Regions from separate parts of the Homo sapiens genome. Here region 2 is linked to region 1. A link is an interaction called in ENCODE POLR2A ChIA-PET data of the cell type or tissue named here. Cell type or tissue: PC-3. All regions are shown on one strand. Links, peaks and the distances in the headings refer to the core of each region. The heading gives the core; the rest is flanking DNA.

Region 1 (8,333 bases), core at 115-8,114:
TGAGTGGTTAGTATGTCGCCATAGATCTTTCTCTCCCTGACCAAATTCTGCTACTTTTCTGAAATGTCTTTTAAATGTTGTTCATTGCAAGGTTATTATCTTTAATGAAAAAATGCCTGCTGAGCGGACTACAAACCATTTGGTTCCCTCCTGTCAGGGGAGGAAAAGAATAACATTGAACAAGGCTGAAGGTTTTTATTATCACATCGTAAATGAGCAAATGGCATCTGTCAATACAAAGTGACTCAGAGGTGCATGGAAAAAGAAGTTGTATGGGGAGGCTGTCGAGTGACAACACGGATTTTTATTAACCTCCTGGTCCAGCATCTCTTTTCCTATTTTATTTTGCCTCATTCACTTTGCAACATAATAACGCTATAAAAACACTCAAACAGGAAGCTGATCACCATTAAAAACTGCAGGACCGCCTTGCTACTGAGCAACAGCAAAGAGTTTGGATCATAGACTATCTTCAGGGTTTTATACTTAAGTGTGCCGACGTGGGTGTATTTTCACATGCAGCCCCTGCCTGCTTTGGGTCTTTTTGAGAAGATATTTCTTTCCAAGAATAACACAGCCTGTTTGCCTAAGTGTTAATTCTCACAAAGTTTTCATATTTGGGTCATAAACATCCTTCACGACACTGGTAAAATGGCCAAGGTGTTTATGGGCTGCAAGAAATGTTTATGCCAATGCATAAAGGCAGAAATGGAACCGTTCACATCAGACCTGAAATGAGCTGCCCTGGAGTGGGGGAAGGGGAGCCAGAAGCCCACCCCCTACCCCCAACGACCCCCCAATGATTTCGCTGGAAGTTGTTAAGGTGGATGTCTCATAAAAATGTTTTGTAAATGTTAACAGCGATTCAAGCTTAAGCAGGTGTGGGGGCAGTGAACCCTGGGAGGACAATGGGAAGAGGGACCGGAAGTCCTGCCCACTCTGAGGGGAAGCAAGTGCTTTCCCTTATGCCCAGGGCAGGGCATGGAGGAGGCCTGGGCACAGAGTGCCAGAAAATGCCAAGGCTCAAGTTCTGAAATTCTGACAGTTGGGGCCCACCACGTTGTTCAATGAAATTTAAAGGCTGGGTATGAATTGGGTGATGACTTCCATGAGAAGTCAATAGCTACAGTGCAGATGTTTTAGTGTCCTAAAGACAGTGACAATATGGTAGATCTAAATATGTTTTGACACAGAAAGATTTCCACAATTTTTTTTTTAAATAGAGACGGGGATTTGCTATGTTGACCAGGTGGTCTCGAACTCCTGGCCTCAAGCAGCCCTCCTCCCTTGGCCTCCCAAAGTGCTGAGATTACAGGCATGAGCCACTACGCCTGGCCTCTTCCACAATTTTTTTTTTTTTTTTGAGACGGAGTCTCGCTCTGTTGCCCAGGCTGGGGTGCAGTGGTGCTATCTCGGCTGACTGCAAGCTCTGTCTCCCGGGTTCACACCATTCTCCTGCCTCAGTCTCCCGAGTAGCTGGGTGTCAGGCACCCGACACCACGCCCGACTAATTTTTTTTTTTTTTTGTATTTTTAGTAGAGATGGAGTTTCACTGTGTTAGCCAGGATGGTCTCGATCTCCTGACCTCATGATCCACCCGCCTCGGCCTCCCAAAGTTCTGGGATTACAGGCGTGAACCACCGCACCTGGCCCACAATTTTTTTTTTAAAGCAAATTTTAGCCAGGCACAGTAGCTATATTCCTCAGCTACTCAGGAGGCTGAGATGGGAGGATTGCTTTAGCCCAGAAGTTGGAAGCCAGTCTGGGCAACATAGCAAGACCTCATCTCAAAAAATAAAAAATTTCCAGCTTAGAAGATCCTTTATTGTTGTTTTAAAAAATAGCATCTACACAGAGAAAATAACCTGGGGAAAACAGCCCAAACATCACAATGGGTTTGAATGTTCTCTACTTTGTATTTCTGTGTTAATTGTTTTTTTTTTAGAGGTTATGTAGAGATAAAATGTCATAGATCTATGTGTAAGGACATTAAAAAACAAAAGTGCGGCCAGGCGCGGTGGCTCACGCTTGTAATCCCAGCACTTTGGGAGGCCGAGGAGGGTGGATCATGAGGTCAGGAGTTCGAGACCAGCCTGGCCAGCATGGTGAAGCCCCGTCTCTACTGAAAATACAAACGATTAACCAGGCGTGGTGGTGTGCACCTGTAGTCCCAGCTACTCAGGAGGCTGAGGCAGGAGAATTGCTTGAATCCAGCAGGTGGAGGTTGCAGTGAGCTGAGATCGTGCCACTGCATTCCAGCCTGAGTGACAGAGCAAGACTCATCTCAAAAAAAAAAAAAAAAAAAGGTGAGTGCATCCGATTATGGCCTGTAGCCTTGTTGACTGTATTGTGTCATTGTCTGTTGCCTGGTTTTGATAATGTCACTGTGGAGAGCAGCTGGGTGATGAGTAAATAGGACTTACTGTACTATTTTTACATTTCTGTGATCTAAAAATTACTTCAAAATAAAAAGTTACAATAGGGCATCTATTAGTTTGTAAGTGAAATAATAAAGAAAAACAAAGTAAAGTGAGTCATAAAATAGATGCCCACAACATATTGTTGAAATTTAAAGATGCAGATGGCAGAGCAGAATGCCTACACAAAACATACCCAGCAAAATGGTGCACAAATATGCTCAGAGAAGTGTATGGTTGGAGGTTGCCAAATCTAATAGTGGTGATCAGTAGACGGAAGTGTCCACTTTTTGGGGGTAACTTTTTTTTTTTTCTTGAGACAAGGTATGGCTCTGTCACCTAGGCTGGAGTGCAGTGGCAAAATCACGCCTCACTGTAACCTCTGCTTCCTGGGCTCAAGCGATCCTCCTGCCTCAGCCTCCTGAGTAGCTGGGAATACAGGAGCCCACCACCATGCCCAGCTAATTTTTGTATTTTTAGTAGAGACAGAGTTTCACCATGTTGGTCAGGCTGGTCTCGAACTCCTGACCTCAAGTGATCCGCCTGCCTTGGTCTCCCAAAGTACTGGGATTACAGGAGTGAGCCACTGGGCCTAACCATGCATTTAAAAAAATTTTTTTTAAATTTGTTTTGAGATAGGGTCTCACTCCACTGCCTAGGCTGAAGTGCAGCAGTGGTACTTAAATTTTTTTTTTTCTTTTTTTTTTTTTTTTGACACAGAGTCTTGCTCTGTCACCCAGGCTGGAGTGCAATGGCACCATCTCGGCTCACTGCAACCTCCACCTCCAGGATTCTAAGCGATTCTCTTGCCTCAGCCTCCCAAGTAGCTGGGATTACAGGCATGTGCCACCACGCCCAGCTAATTTTTGTATTTTTAGTAGAGACGGGGTTTTGTCATGTTGGCCAGGCTGGTCTTGAACTCCTGACCTCAGGTGATCCACCTGCCTCAGCCTCCCAAAGTGCTGGGATTATAGGCGTGAGCCACCGCACCTGGCCCTTAATTTTCTTTCTTTTTTTTTTTTTTGAGATGGAATCTCACTCCATCGCCCAGGCTGGAGTGCAGTGGCGCGATCTCAGCTCACTGCAACCTCCGCCTCCTGGGTTCGAGTGATTCTCCTGCCTCAGCCTCCAGAGTAGCTGGGATTACAGGTGACTGCCACCACGCCCAGCTAATTTTTGTATTTTTAGTAGAGTCGGGGTTTCACCGTGTTGGCCAGGCTGGTCTCGAATTCCTGACCTTGTGATCTGCCTACCTCGGTCTCCCAAAGTGCTAGAATTACAAGTGTGAGCCACTGCGCCCAGTAATTTCTTTTTTAAAGAAATTATGACTATACAAATGCATAGTCAGCTTTTTAAAAAAATTAATTACATGTATAAATACGTGTGTATGTGTATAGTTAAACCTCCGAATAGCACAAAGTGTGTCCAATAACAAATACTGTTAAACACATCAGCTAGTTTCTTTTTAATAAAGGGAAATGTCATCATTAATAAACTGGAAATCTCTTTGGCAGCTCTTCCAAATTCTACTTTCCATCTTCCCTCTTCAGAGACAACCATTATCAAGACGGTATGTGTACCTTTCAATCTGTTCCTTATATTTTATCATGCATATAAGAATTCAGGCAGGGCGAGGTGGCTCATGCCTGAAATCCCACCACTTTGGGAGGCTGAGGCGGGTGGATCACAAGGTCAGGAGATCGAGACCATCCTGGCTAACACAGTGAAACCCCGTCTCTACTCAAAATACAAAAACAAAATTAGCCGGGTATGGTGGCGGGTGCCTGTAGTCCCAGCTACTTGGGAGGCTGAGGCAAGAGAATGGCGTGAGCCCAGGAGGTGGAGGTTGCAGTGAGCCGAGATCACACCACTGCACTCCAGCCTGGGTGACAGAGAGAGACTCTGTCTCAATAACAACAACAAAAAAAGAATTCAAATTAATTCATACTTTTTTTTAATTGTATGATTGGTATTTTACATATCGTTCTTCAACTTGCTTTCCAAATTTGCCATTATATTTTTGGGATCTATTCATGTTGATTCATACATCTCCTGTTCAGAGCTGTTTTTCTATAAAGGGCCAGAGTAAATATTTTGGGCTTTGTGAGCCATAGGGTCCCTGTTCACTCTGCCACACCCTAATGCTATAGCTGAGAGGTAGTCATAGCAGTACGTAAATGAATGATGTGGCTGTGTTCCAGTAAAATTGAACACTAAAATTTGATTTTCATAGAATTTTACATATTATGAATATTCTTCTTTCGTCCTTTTAAAATTATTCAAAAATGTAAACATCATTCTTAGCCCATGAGCTGTACAAAATCAGGCAATGGGTCACTTTTGGCTCACTGTTTGCTGACCCCTGCTCTAGTGCATTAATCTGAACAGCTGTAGAGGGTTCCACTATGTCTATACCCATTTCATGTGTCCATTCCCCTACAGAGAGATATTTAGGTTGTTTCCTTTTTTATTGCTGTTGCGAAATGGAGCCCTTAAGCAAGTCTTCTTATATCATGTGTCCTATTTAATAGAAACAATAAATGCATTTCATGAATGAGTGAAAAGGCAATATTGCGTCAATACCATCTGTGACCTTTTGAAAAATAGATGCTTGCCAAAGATGCCTATGGAAGAATTGGCACAAGAATTAATGCTTTTAAAAAGCTCCAGATGAATTAAATTATTGCCCACAGTACTTACATTTTCTTCCTCTCTAGCAAGTGTTTAGGGGCTCAATTTAATGAGATTTGGGTGCGGTAGGAGTGCTGGCTCTGAGCCGGTGCCAGCAGTAGATGGCGGTTGATCATAGTGCTAAGTGCTTTAAATCCAAGTCTCACCACAGCCCTGTAGAATCAGGGCTGTTTTTTAGCCCCATTTTTCAGATGAGCAAGATCGACGGGCAGGAGTAGAAGTCTCAGTGGCTAAGTATGGCAGGAAAGAGAAACGGGATACAGAAGTTTACAACGCCTGGTAGAGCAAGAGGCTCTCATGAAATTATACGGACTGTGGTCGGTTGAATAATGGTCCCCAAAGATATCCGTGCCCTAGTCGCTGAAACCTGTGAATATTTTACACAGTCAAAGGGACTTTGCAGATACGATTAAAGCTTTTTTTTTTTTTTTTTTGAGATGGACTCTCTCTCTGTCGCCTAGGCTGGAGTGCAGTGGCCTGATCTCGGCTCACTGAAACCTCAGCCGCCTGAGTTGAAGCGATTCTCCTGCCTCAGCCTCTCGAGTAGCTGGGATTACAAGTGTGCGCCACCACGCCTGGCTAATTTTTGTATTTTTAGTAGAGACGGGGTTTTACCATATTGGCGAGGCTGGTCTGGAACTCCTGACCTCAAATGATCCACCCACTTCGGTCTCCCAAAGTGCTGGGATTATAGTTGTGAGCCACCACACCCAGCCAAATTAAGGCTCTTAAAATGGAAAGATCATCCTGGATTATACGGGTGGACCCAAGGTAATCAAAAGTACTTACTTATAAGAGGGAGGCGGCAGGTAAGTCAAAGGAGGAGAGAGGGGATGCACCAGCAGAAGGAGCGGTCGGGTGATGTGAGAAGGGTTTCAGGAGCAAGGGATGCAGCCGGAAAGCCAGGAGAGGGAAAGGAAGTAGACTTTCCATTCCAGACTCCCCAAGGAACCAGCCCTGCCAACACCTTGACATGCATCCCGTGAGACTAATTTAGGACTTCTGCCCTCCAGAACTGTAAGAATAAATTTGTGGGCCGGGCGCGGTGGCTCACGCCTGTAGTCTCCGCACTTTGGGAGGCCGAGGTGGGCGGATCATGAGGTCAGGAGATCGAGACCATCCTCGCTAACACGGTGAAACCCCGTCTCTACTAAAAACACACACAAAAAAAGTTAGCCTGGCGTGGTGTTGGGCGCCTGTAGTCCCAGCTACTTGGGAGGCCGAGGCAGGAGAATAGCGTGAACCCGGGAGGTGGCGGAGCTTGCAGTGAGCGGAGATCGCGCCTGCACTCCAGCCTCCGTCTCAAAATAAATAAACAAATAAATTTGTTTTGTTAGCGCCTCAGATTTTTTTTTTTAATTTTTTTGAGAGGGAGTCTTGCTCTGTCGCCCAGGCTGGAGTGCAGTGGCATGATCTCGGCTCACTGCAAGCTCCGCCACCTCCCAGGTTCACGCCATTCTCCTGCCTCAGCCTCCTGAGTAGCTGGGACTACAGGCGTCCGCCACCACGCCCGGCTAATTTTTTTTTGTATTTTTAATAGAGACAGGGTTTCACCGTGTTTGCCAGGATGGTCTCGATCTGTTGACCTCGTGATCTGCCCGCCTCGGCCTCCCAAAGTGCTGGGATTACAGGCATGAGCCACCGCGCCCGGCCAGCCCCTCAGTTTTAAGTTCGTGGTAATGTTACAGCAGCAAGAGGGAATTAACGCAGGGCCTGTGAGTGAGTTAGGGAGAAAAGTGAAAGGGGACTTTAATAAACAGTGCTACTGGGCTGGGGTTGGTGGCTCATACCTGTAATTCCAGCACTTTGGGAGGTCGAGGCAGGAGGCTTGCTTGGGCCCAGCAGTTCAAGACCAGCCTGGGTAACATAGTGGGCGGGACCCCTGTCGCTGCAAAAACTTATTTAAAAATTAGCTGGGTGTGGTGGCACGTACATATAGTCCCAGTTACTTGGGAGGCTGAGGTGGGAGGATTGTTTGATCGCAGGAGTTCAAGGCTGCAGTGAGCTATGATTGTACCACTGCACTCCAGCCTGGGTGACAGTGCAAGATCTCATCCATAAAAATAAAACAATAAAAATAGTGCTAATCACTTTAAATGGACTCCTCTTAATTTTTTTTAGATAGAGGAAAAAATCAGAATTCCTTCTGTTGCTTGATTGTGCTTCCTTAAATAAGTCTCCTTGCATTGCCTGGGCTGCATAGAGCCACTGTTTTGTTTTCAGATTTTGCAATTGTTCGTGGACTGTGACTGTGAGAACAGAGTTGCTGAATCCACTCACAGAATGGGAAACTATGACACAGGCAGATCCATGCTTCCCTAAGGAACCAGAGTCTGAAGCTGTGTTCATTCACATCATGAGATCTCACCCTCGGCCGGGCACGGTGGCTCATGCCTATAATATCAGCACTTTGGGAGCCCGAGGCAGATGGATCACCTGAGGTCAGGAGTTTGAGACCAGCTTGGCCAACTTGGGGAGACCTTGTCTCTACTGAAAATACAAAGATTAGCTGGGTGTGGTGGCATGTGCCTGTGGTCCCAGCTACTCAGGAGGCTGATGCAGGAGGATCGCTTAAACCTGGGAGGCAGAGGTTGCAGTGAGTTGAGATCTCGTCACTGTACTCCAGCCTGGGCAACAGCCTGGGCAAAAGAAAAAAAAAAAAAGGAAAAACAGAAATCTCACCTTCACTGTTATGTTAATGAATACAGAGTCCAACTTATAGTCTGTAGTGAGACAAGAACAAAAATTGGGAAATTGTGTAGGTAGAATATGGCAAAAGTACAATATAAATGGAACATAAATATAAATATGTATAGTTACTTCTTTTTAAAAAAAATTTTACACAAATAACTCTTCTAGACAAATTTTAAAATACAGATTTTAAAAAAGAAAAATAAATGTTCTTGTTACAATATAGAACAGATAACTACTGTTGGCCTAAATACACAAGTATTTTCACAAAAAATGATCATACTGCATAAACCATCTTGTGACTACTTGGTGTTCTAAATCACCATGTACATCTTTCCATGCCAATAAGCACGTTTTCTTTCTTTTTTGTTGTTTGAGATGGAGTCTCACTATGTCGCCCAGGCTGGAGTGCAGTGGCACGATCTCAGCTCACTGCAACCAACCTCCGCCTCCATGTTCAAGCCATTCTCCTGCCTCAGCCTCCCAAGTAGCTGGGATTCCAGGCATATGCCACCACGCCCAGAAAATATCTTT
Region 2 (8,333 bases), core at 58-8,057, 84 kb after region 1:
ATCAGTGGTGGTGGTGATGGAGTCTGAAGAAATTGAGGAGGGAATAAAATATTTGTTGAGTGAATGAATGAATGAATGAATGAATGAATGAATGAGTGAATATGTCCCTGGGCTTGGGTTGAGTTTTCTGGGTAGCTTGAAGGATAGAAAATACAAGGAATGCCCTAATGTGATGATCTGAGGCAGGGACTCTGGAGTCAGGCTGCCTGGATTCAAACCCCATCTTATTAGCTGCTGCATAGTGAACTCTGGACTTCAGAGTTCCCGTCTGTAAAATGGGGAAAGTAGCTGTTACACCAGGTGGCTACATGAATTAAATGGGATATAAAGTGTTAAGCACAATGCGTGGCACACAATAGGTGTACAACAAAAGTTAGCTATGAAAGTCCTTTAAAAATGCACCTTTTGGGCCGGGGGCGGTGCTCACACCTGTAATCCCACTACTGTGGGAGGCCAAGGCAGGTGGATCACCCAAGGTTAGGAATTCAAGACCATCCTGGCCAACATGTTGAAACCCCATCTCTACTAAAAATACAAAAATAATAGCTAGGCGTGGTGGCAGGCACCTGTAAGCCCAGTTACTCAGGAGGCTGAGGCTTGAACCCAGGAGGTGGAGGTTGCAGTGAGCTGAGATCGCACCGCTGCGCTCTAGCTTGGGCTACAAGAGCAAAATGCTGTCTCAAAAAAAAAAAATGTACCTTTTATGAAATTGAAATAAAGGTCTGTAGTTTAGTTAATAATAACATACCCAGGTTAGTTTCTTAACAGTGACATATGTATCCCCAGTGAGGGGAAAGCGAGGAGGGGTATATGGGAACACGCTGTACTGTCTTTGCAAGTTTTCTGTAAAACCCAACTTGTTTCATGATAAAAAGTGCACCTTGGTTGGACGCGGTGGCTCACGCGTGTAATCCCAGCACTTTGGAAGGCCAAGATGGGCCTGACCAACATGATGAAACTCCGTCTCTACTAAAAATACAAAAAGTAGCCGGGCATGGTGGTGTGCGCCTGTAGTCCCACCTACTCGGGAGGCTAAAGCAGGAGAATTGCTTGAACCCAGGAAGTGGAGGTTGCAGTGAGCCCAGATCGTGCCACTGCACTCCAGCCTGGGTGACAGAGTAAGACTCTGTCTCAAAAAAAAAAAAAAAAAAAAAAAAAAAAAAGTGCACCTTTGGCTGTAAACTATATAAGTCTCGTTTCATCAATGCTTATGCCAAATATTTACTGAAATTAAAATCTGCAAATGTACTCTCAGGTTTTCATGCATCGAGGCCATAAAATCTGTTTGTGAAATAATTTCCCAAATTGGTTTTTAAAATGTGTGGCTATTTTGGGAAATACCGCTTTCTATATCATTGGCTGATCCAATGTCATGATGTATACAGGCACTAGTGAGCCATGGTGGGTATCAGAGCAGAGGGTGAGCAGCACCACAAAAGTTCTAAGTTGGGATGAATATCCTGGCTGAAACAAAGAGGTAGAATGAAGTCCAGAAATCAGAACAACTGGTTTGAGTCTCAATTATACGGTTGCCACCTATGTGACCCAGAGCCAGTCACTCAGATTCTCTGAGCCTTAGTCCCTCCATCTGTAGAATGGGCATAATAATCATACTTACTTCAGAGACATAAGATTTAACAGATTTAAACTTAAAAAAAAGTTACTTCTGGGCCAGGTACGGTGGCTTACGCCTATAATCCCAGCACTTTGGGAGGCCAAGGCGGGCAGATCATCTGAGATCGGGAGTTCGAGATCAGCCTGACCAACATTGAGAAACCCTGCCTCTACTAAAAATACAAAATTAGCTGGCATGGTGGTGCATGCCTGTAATCCCAGCTACTCAGGAGGCTGAGGCAGGAGAATCGCTTGAACCCGGGAGGCGGAGGTTTTGGTGAGCCAAGATCATGCCGTGGTACTCCAGCCTGGGCAACAAGAGTGAAATTCCATCTCAAAAAAAAGTTACTTCTAACAGGACTTAGGTTTAAATTAAAAAAAAAAAGACTCAGCAGAAGTCTGGCCTATTGAAAACACTGAATAAATAATACAGTTGAGGCCAGGTGCGGTGGCTCACATTTGTAATTCCAACACTTTGAAAGGCCAAGGCAGGTGGATTGCTTGAGGTCAGGAGTTCGAGACCAGCCTGGCCAACATGATGAAACCCCGTCTCTACTAAAAATACAAAAATCATCCAGGCATGGCGGCAGGTGCCTGTAGTGCCAGCTACTTGGGAGGCTGGGGCAGGAGAATCACTTGAACCCGGCAGGCAGAGGTTGCAGTGAGCCGAGATTACGCCACTGAACTCCAGCCTGGCTGATGGAGCGAGACTCCATCTCAAAACAAAACAAAACAAAAATGCAAAATAATAATAATAATATAGTTGAGTGCTTCCATATCCCTTTTTTTTTTCTAGTCCACCATGTCTGTTATTATTATCCCCAAAACACAAATTAGAAAACACGGTATAAATAGAGGCCACAATGGCTTTGTTAGGCTTGTGAGGCTTAAGTTTCAGGGCCTCTTTCATAGCCCCAGCAGGGGCCTTAGCAATGTCGTCACATGGTGACATGTGTCTGTAAAATTTGCAAACACAAGGTGTTTTTATAGGGTTTGTTTTAGAGGTCCCTACCCCCTCCAATTGTAAAGTTTCAGGTTCCACAAAATCTAGATCTGTCCTGTATGGAGGAGAAGTACCAGCACAACAAACTCCACAAAACCAACTCTTCCTTCTCTGGACTGGAATTCCATGGCATCCAATGCCACTGTAATGAACATGGGACCACTGGATTTGGGAGTCGATTGGCTGGCTCCAGACTCCTTAGCTGTATGACTCTGGACACCTTCCCTTACCTCCCTGAGCCCTATGGCCTCATGAATAATATGGGAATTAATCACGATAGCACACAACCAACCCTAGGAGACTCTCCATAGATGTATGTTTCTTAAAAATGGAAAATGGCCTTTTTCATAATGGGATTCCATGTGGAAACTATGAACATCGCATAATTCTTATGCATCTGTCTTTTTGTTCTTAAACTTGTGGCTGAAATACCCATCAGTCAGGTCATGCCTCCAAACTTGATTACCTTCAGATTCCAAAGGACAATGGCCTTCACATGACAATAGCCGCTATCTCTTAGGAGGATAATCAAATAAGAGCATCTAATTCAAGAACACTGGAATGTGAGCTCTATGGGTGCTGAAACCTCAACTAGGTGATTAGTGAATATCCCAGGGGTTGAAATAGACCAAGAAAACCAGAGACCACGAAGGCCCTGCTCTTTTCTCTGCTTAACCCAAACTACAAGATCTCCCATATTCAGTTCTGATTGGCAGTTGAATGTAATGGTAATGAATGCTGGTTGTGGAGTTGACAGAGAACTTAGTTCAAATCCCAGATCTACCATTTATCATTTGTAGGACTCTGGGCAAAATGCTTAAAATTTCTTGGCCTCAGCCGGGCGCGGTGGCTCACGCCTGTAATCCCAGCACTTTGGGAGGCCGAGGTGGGCGGATCACGAGGTCAGGAGATTGAGACCATCCTGGCCAGGCATGGTGGCGGGCACCTGTAGTCCCAGGCCTGTAGTCCCAGCTACTCGGGAGGCTGAAGCAGGAGAATGGCGTGAACCCAGGAGGTGGAGCTTGCAGTGGGCTGAGATCGCGCCACCGCACTCCAGCCTAGGTGACAAAGTGAGTCTCTTGTCTCAAAAAAAAAAAAAAAAAAAAAAAAAAAAAATTTCTTGGCCTCAGTTTCTTTATCTGTAAAATGAAGATAATAGTACCTACCTTATATGAGATTATACACAGACAGCTTTTAGCATAATGCTTACTGAACAGTAAGTGCCCAATAAATGTTAGCTGTCTGTATCAGGCAGCAATAAGTGGCCGCTATTTTCCTGTTTTTTTCTTTCTTTTTTCTTTTTTTTGAGATGAAGTATTGCTCTATTGCTCAGGTTGGAGTGCAGTGGCACGATCTCAGCTCACTGCAACGTCTGTTTCCCAGGTTCAAGTGATTCTCCGGCCCTAGCCTCCCGAGTAGCTGGGATTAGAGGCGCACTGCCACCACACCTGGCTAATTTTTGTATTTTTGGTAGAGACAAAGTTTTACCATGTTGGCCAGGCTGGTATCTAACTCCTGATCTCAGGTGATCTGCCTGCCTTGGCCTCCCAAAGTACTGGGATTACAGGTGTGAGCCACTGCACCTGGCCTATTTTCCTGTTTCTTTTTCTTTCTTTTCTTTTCTTTTCTTTTTTTTTTTTTTTTTTTTTGAGGCAGAGTCTTGTTCTGTCGCCTAGGCTGGAGTTCAGTGGTGCAATCTCGCCTCAATGCAAGCTCCGCCTCCTGTGTTCATGCCATTCTCCTGCCTCAGCCTCCTGAGTAGCTGGGACTACAGGCACCTGCCACCACGCCCGGCAAATGTTTTGTATTTTTAGTAGACACGGGGTCTCGCCGTGTCAGCCAGGATGGTCTCGATCTCCTGACCTCGTGATCCACCCGCCTCAGCCTCCCAAAGTGCTGGGATTACAGGCATGAGCCACCGCACCCGGCTTATTTTCACGTTTCTTGAATGTTTGGTAGAAGTGTAAACCTGCTTACGTCTGGTGTGTGTGGGCATGTTTACGCATGTATGTATGCATGTACACATGTATGCATATATGTTAGCTACTAATTTAATTTTCTCAACACAGGTCTATTTAGGATTCTGGAGTCTCTTGGTTCAGTTTTGGTAAATAATGTTTCTCTAGGAAGTTGTTAATTTTGCAGTGTTCAACTTTTTTTGGCATGAATTTTTTACAGTATTAAATTTCAGTTATTACTCTCTTCTGCATCTGCAGTTATGCTCTCTTTTTATCCCTAATATTTTTATGCATTTGTTCTTTTTTATTAGCACTTAGTAGACTAGTAGATTATTAGTCTTTCCAAAGAACCAGCTTTGGATTAGCTAGTTTTTTCTGTGAAACTGTTTGCTATATAATTTTAAAAATTACCTCTATTACCTTCTTCCTTCTGCTTTCTTTGGATTACTTTTTTTTTTTTTAACCTAATAGCTTGCATTTGTAGGAATTAAAATGTGGCCAAGCAATAGTACTAAGCTCACAGGCTTTTCTTTTTTTTTTTTTTTGAGACAGAGTCTCGCCCTGTCGCCCAGGCTTGGAGTGCAATGGCGTGATCTTGGCTCACTGCAACCTCCACCTCCCGGGTTCAAGCTATTCTCCTGCCTCAGCCTCCCGAGTAGCTGGGATTACAGGCGTGCACCTCCACACCCAGCTAATTTTTGTATTTTTAGTAGAGACTGGGTTTCACCATGTTGGCTATGCTGGTCTCAAACTCCTGACCTCGTGATCCACCCGCCTCGGCCTCCCAAAGTGCTGGGATTACAGGCGTGAGCCACTGTAAAGGATTGTTGTGAAAAGTAAGATTATGCATATGCTTGATAAATGTGAACTGTTATTATTATCTTCATGTCTCAGTTTCATCACCTCTAAAATGGGTCCATGGACGGATTAAATAAGGTCATCTGGGTAAAGTACTTGGCTCATACATGTTACTTGGGATCAGTATTATTCCCCGGATGTACAAAATACTTGTCATTCATTATAACAGTCACGACTGTGCCCAGGGGTGAGCAAAAGCCTCAGTGTCCTCAAGGGTCCCAGGATCAGCCACAGAATTTGCAGGGCATGGTGCAAATGAAAACATAGGGCCTCTTGTTAAAAATGTTATTAAGAATTTCAAGATGGCCACAGCAGAGCATTAAGCCAAGCTAGAACCTGTCTGAGCTCGGGGCCCTGTGTAACTGCAAGGGTTGCATGTCCCAGAAGTTGGCCCTGTCCTCTCTCAAGGTCACCTGGGCAGAAAGCTGTTGTTTGGGTCTTGAAGGATGAGTTTTGTAAAGGCCCCTTGCCCTGCCCCTTCACACATGTGCATTCTCATTCTTCTAACTAATTCCAGGACCTTGGAATTCCATCTGACCCCTAAGGGCTGCTCCTAATGCAATCCGGGGGAACACTAGATTCAGAGTCAGCCCCCAAATCAAAGGCCAGCACAAAACCCTGGATAAATTACAGCTGTTATAAAGAAGCCACCTCTTCACCCTTGTTCTCATTTTCCTTGCATTTATAGTCACAACTCAATGAAGCCATCAACATTTGCTATTCATAAACTTGTTGGATAAGCAAGGCTGATGGGCTCACAGTGATAACTAGAGGCACTAAAGAAAGTGACAAGCTTCAAATTGGAGGCCAAGCCATACTTCTAAATGTACAGCATATTTTAAAAAAGAATGTGTGATGGTTTATATTGATGTGGCTCAGAATAACATATTTCTATAAGAAACTGTTAAATGAATTTGCAAAAAGGCTAAGTTGGCTTATGTGCTATATGTATGCGTAGACAAACATCATGGAAATACTAGAGTTTTCTCTGTTGTAAATGCTGCTGCTGTCCAACATGAATCGGCACCATGTCCTCCTTGCATCAGCTGGCATCCCTGTAGCATTGATCACATACATGCCAGGTCTCCTGCTGGCATCTTTAAAGGACTATCTCATTTAGTTTTCTCAACCCCTGTATGGCTAGTAAGCTACCCAAGTTCACTTAAAAAGTGGGTGAGCTAGGTTTACAACCCACCTGTCTGACCACAAAGCCTATGTTCTAAGCCACTATCCAAAATAGTCACCCAGGGCCAGGTGCAGTGGTTCACACCTGTGATACCAGCACTTTGAGAGGCCAAGGCTGAAAGATTGCTTGAGCCTAGGAGTTCAAGACCAGCCTGGACAACATAGTGAGATCTCATTTCTACCAAAAAATTTAAAAATTAGCTGGGTGTGGTGGTGTGTGCCTGTAGTCTCAGCTACTTGGGAGGCTGAGGTGGGAGGATCACTTGAGTCTGGGAGGTCAAGGCTGCAGTGAGCTGTGGTCGTGCCACTGCACTCCAGCCTGGGCAACAGAGTGAGACTTTGTCTCAAAAAAAAAAAAAAAAAAAATTACCCTGTCATATCGAGTGACAAAAAGAGATCAAGATACCAGAAAAATAATACAAATGTATTTAATAAAAACTGTACTAAGACCTTTACATCTCCTATTGGTGTTGTGAAGAAGGTCTGATTATTTATTTATTTTTTTGAGACGGAGTTTTGCTTTTGTTGCCCAGGCTGGAGTGCAATGGTGTGATTTCGGCTCATGGCAAACTCTGCCTCCTGGCAAACTCTGCCTCCCAGGTTCAAGTGATTCTTCTGTCTCAGCCTCTCCAGTAGCTGGGATTACAGGTATGTGCCACCACGCCCGGCTAATTTTGTATTTTTAGTAGAGATGGGGTTTCTCCATGTTGGTCAGGCTAGTCTTGAACTCCCGACTTCAGGTGATCCACCTGCCTTTGCCTCCCAAAGTGCTGGGACTACAGGCCTAAGCCACTGCGCCTGGCTAGGTCCGATTATTATTATCCCGATACGGCAGATGAGCAAACTAAGGCTTGGGGAGGTTGAACAACAAAGGCTGTGCAGCTAGTGATGGATTTAGAGACAGCCTGTAGAAGCAGTTAGAGCTTCAGAAAACAAACAAGAGACCTTTTTTTTTTTTTTGAGATGGAGTCTCACTCTGTCGCCCAGGCTGGAGTGCAGTGGCATGATCTCAGCTCACTGCAAGCTCCGCCTCCTGGGTTCATGCCATTCTCCTGCCTCAGCCTCCCAAGTAGCTGGGACTATAGGCGCCCGCCACCACACCCGGCTAATTTTTTGTATTTTTAGTTGAGACGGGGTCTCACCGTGTTAGCCAGGATGGTCTCGATTTCCTGACCTTGTGATTTGCCCGCCTCGGCCTCCGAAAGTGCTGGGATTACAGGCGTGAGCCACCGTGCCCGGCTGAGACACTTATTTTCTTTGAAGCAATGGAGAACTGTGTGGCCAACTTTTAAATTATTCGTTACTTATTTTTTCCATTCAACATGGAACATATTTAGCCTTTAGTGGTCCAAATGTTGAGAGGTAGAGGAGCATGTAGGGCTCAAAATCCTGAAGCCACAGGAAAAGAAAAGAAAAATACGTGGCTTGATGCTAGTGAGGAAAGAGTTAAAAATTATCTTGCTTGTCTGACTTAGACATTGCTGGACGAGGCCAGAAACTTTTCTCCCCCCAGAAAATGTTATAAGTAAACACTGTATGTAATAGATCTGTACTCTCTAATTGTAAGCCCTGGACAGCACTGGAAGGTTACAGGAGACACAGGCACAGACAATATAGAGGGCTGGAAGTGAAAGAGGTTTCTTTTCTCTTCTTTTATCATAGGTTTGTTTTTATTTAAATTTGGAGAATATTTAAAGCAACTGAAAAGTACAGAA

The links. ChIA-PET counts read pairs that join two places held together with the same protein. Peaks named below come from ENCODE experiments on the same cell type or tissue, not always from the same donor. Only the 100,000 strongest peaks of a DNase experiment are listed, where the experiment ranks them.
Region 2: POLR2A ChIA-PET joins it to region 1 with 10 read pairs; 4 of 35 experiments call an interaction of 5 or more read pairs at or near these places.

What each region holds. Positions count from the first base shown.
Region 1 is chr20:51,934,211-51,942,543 of GRCh38, forward strand. No RefSeq gene overlaps it. Among named protein-coding and RNA genes, the nearest start is that of LINC01429, 75 kb to the left of the region's middle. In PC-3, for the core only: no CTCF peak of the experiment used is centred there; DNase peaks (open chromatin) are centred at 261 and 4,551; H3K4me3 peaks cover 780 bases; H3K27ac peaks cover 954 bases.
Region 2 is chr20:52,018,026-52,026,358 of GRCh38, forward strand. No RefSeq gene overlaps it. Among named protein-coding and RNA genes, the nearest start is that of LINC01429, 160 kb to the left of the region's middle. In PC-3, for the core only: no CTCF peak of the experiment used is centred there; no DNase peak of the experiment used is centred there.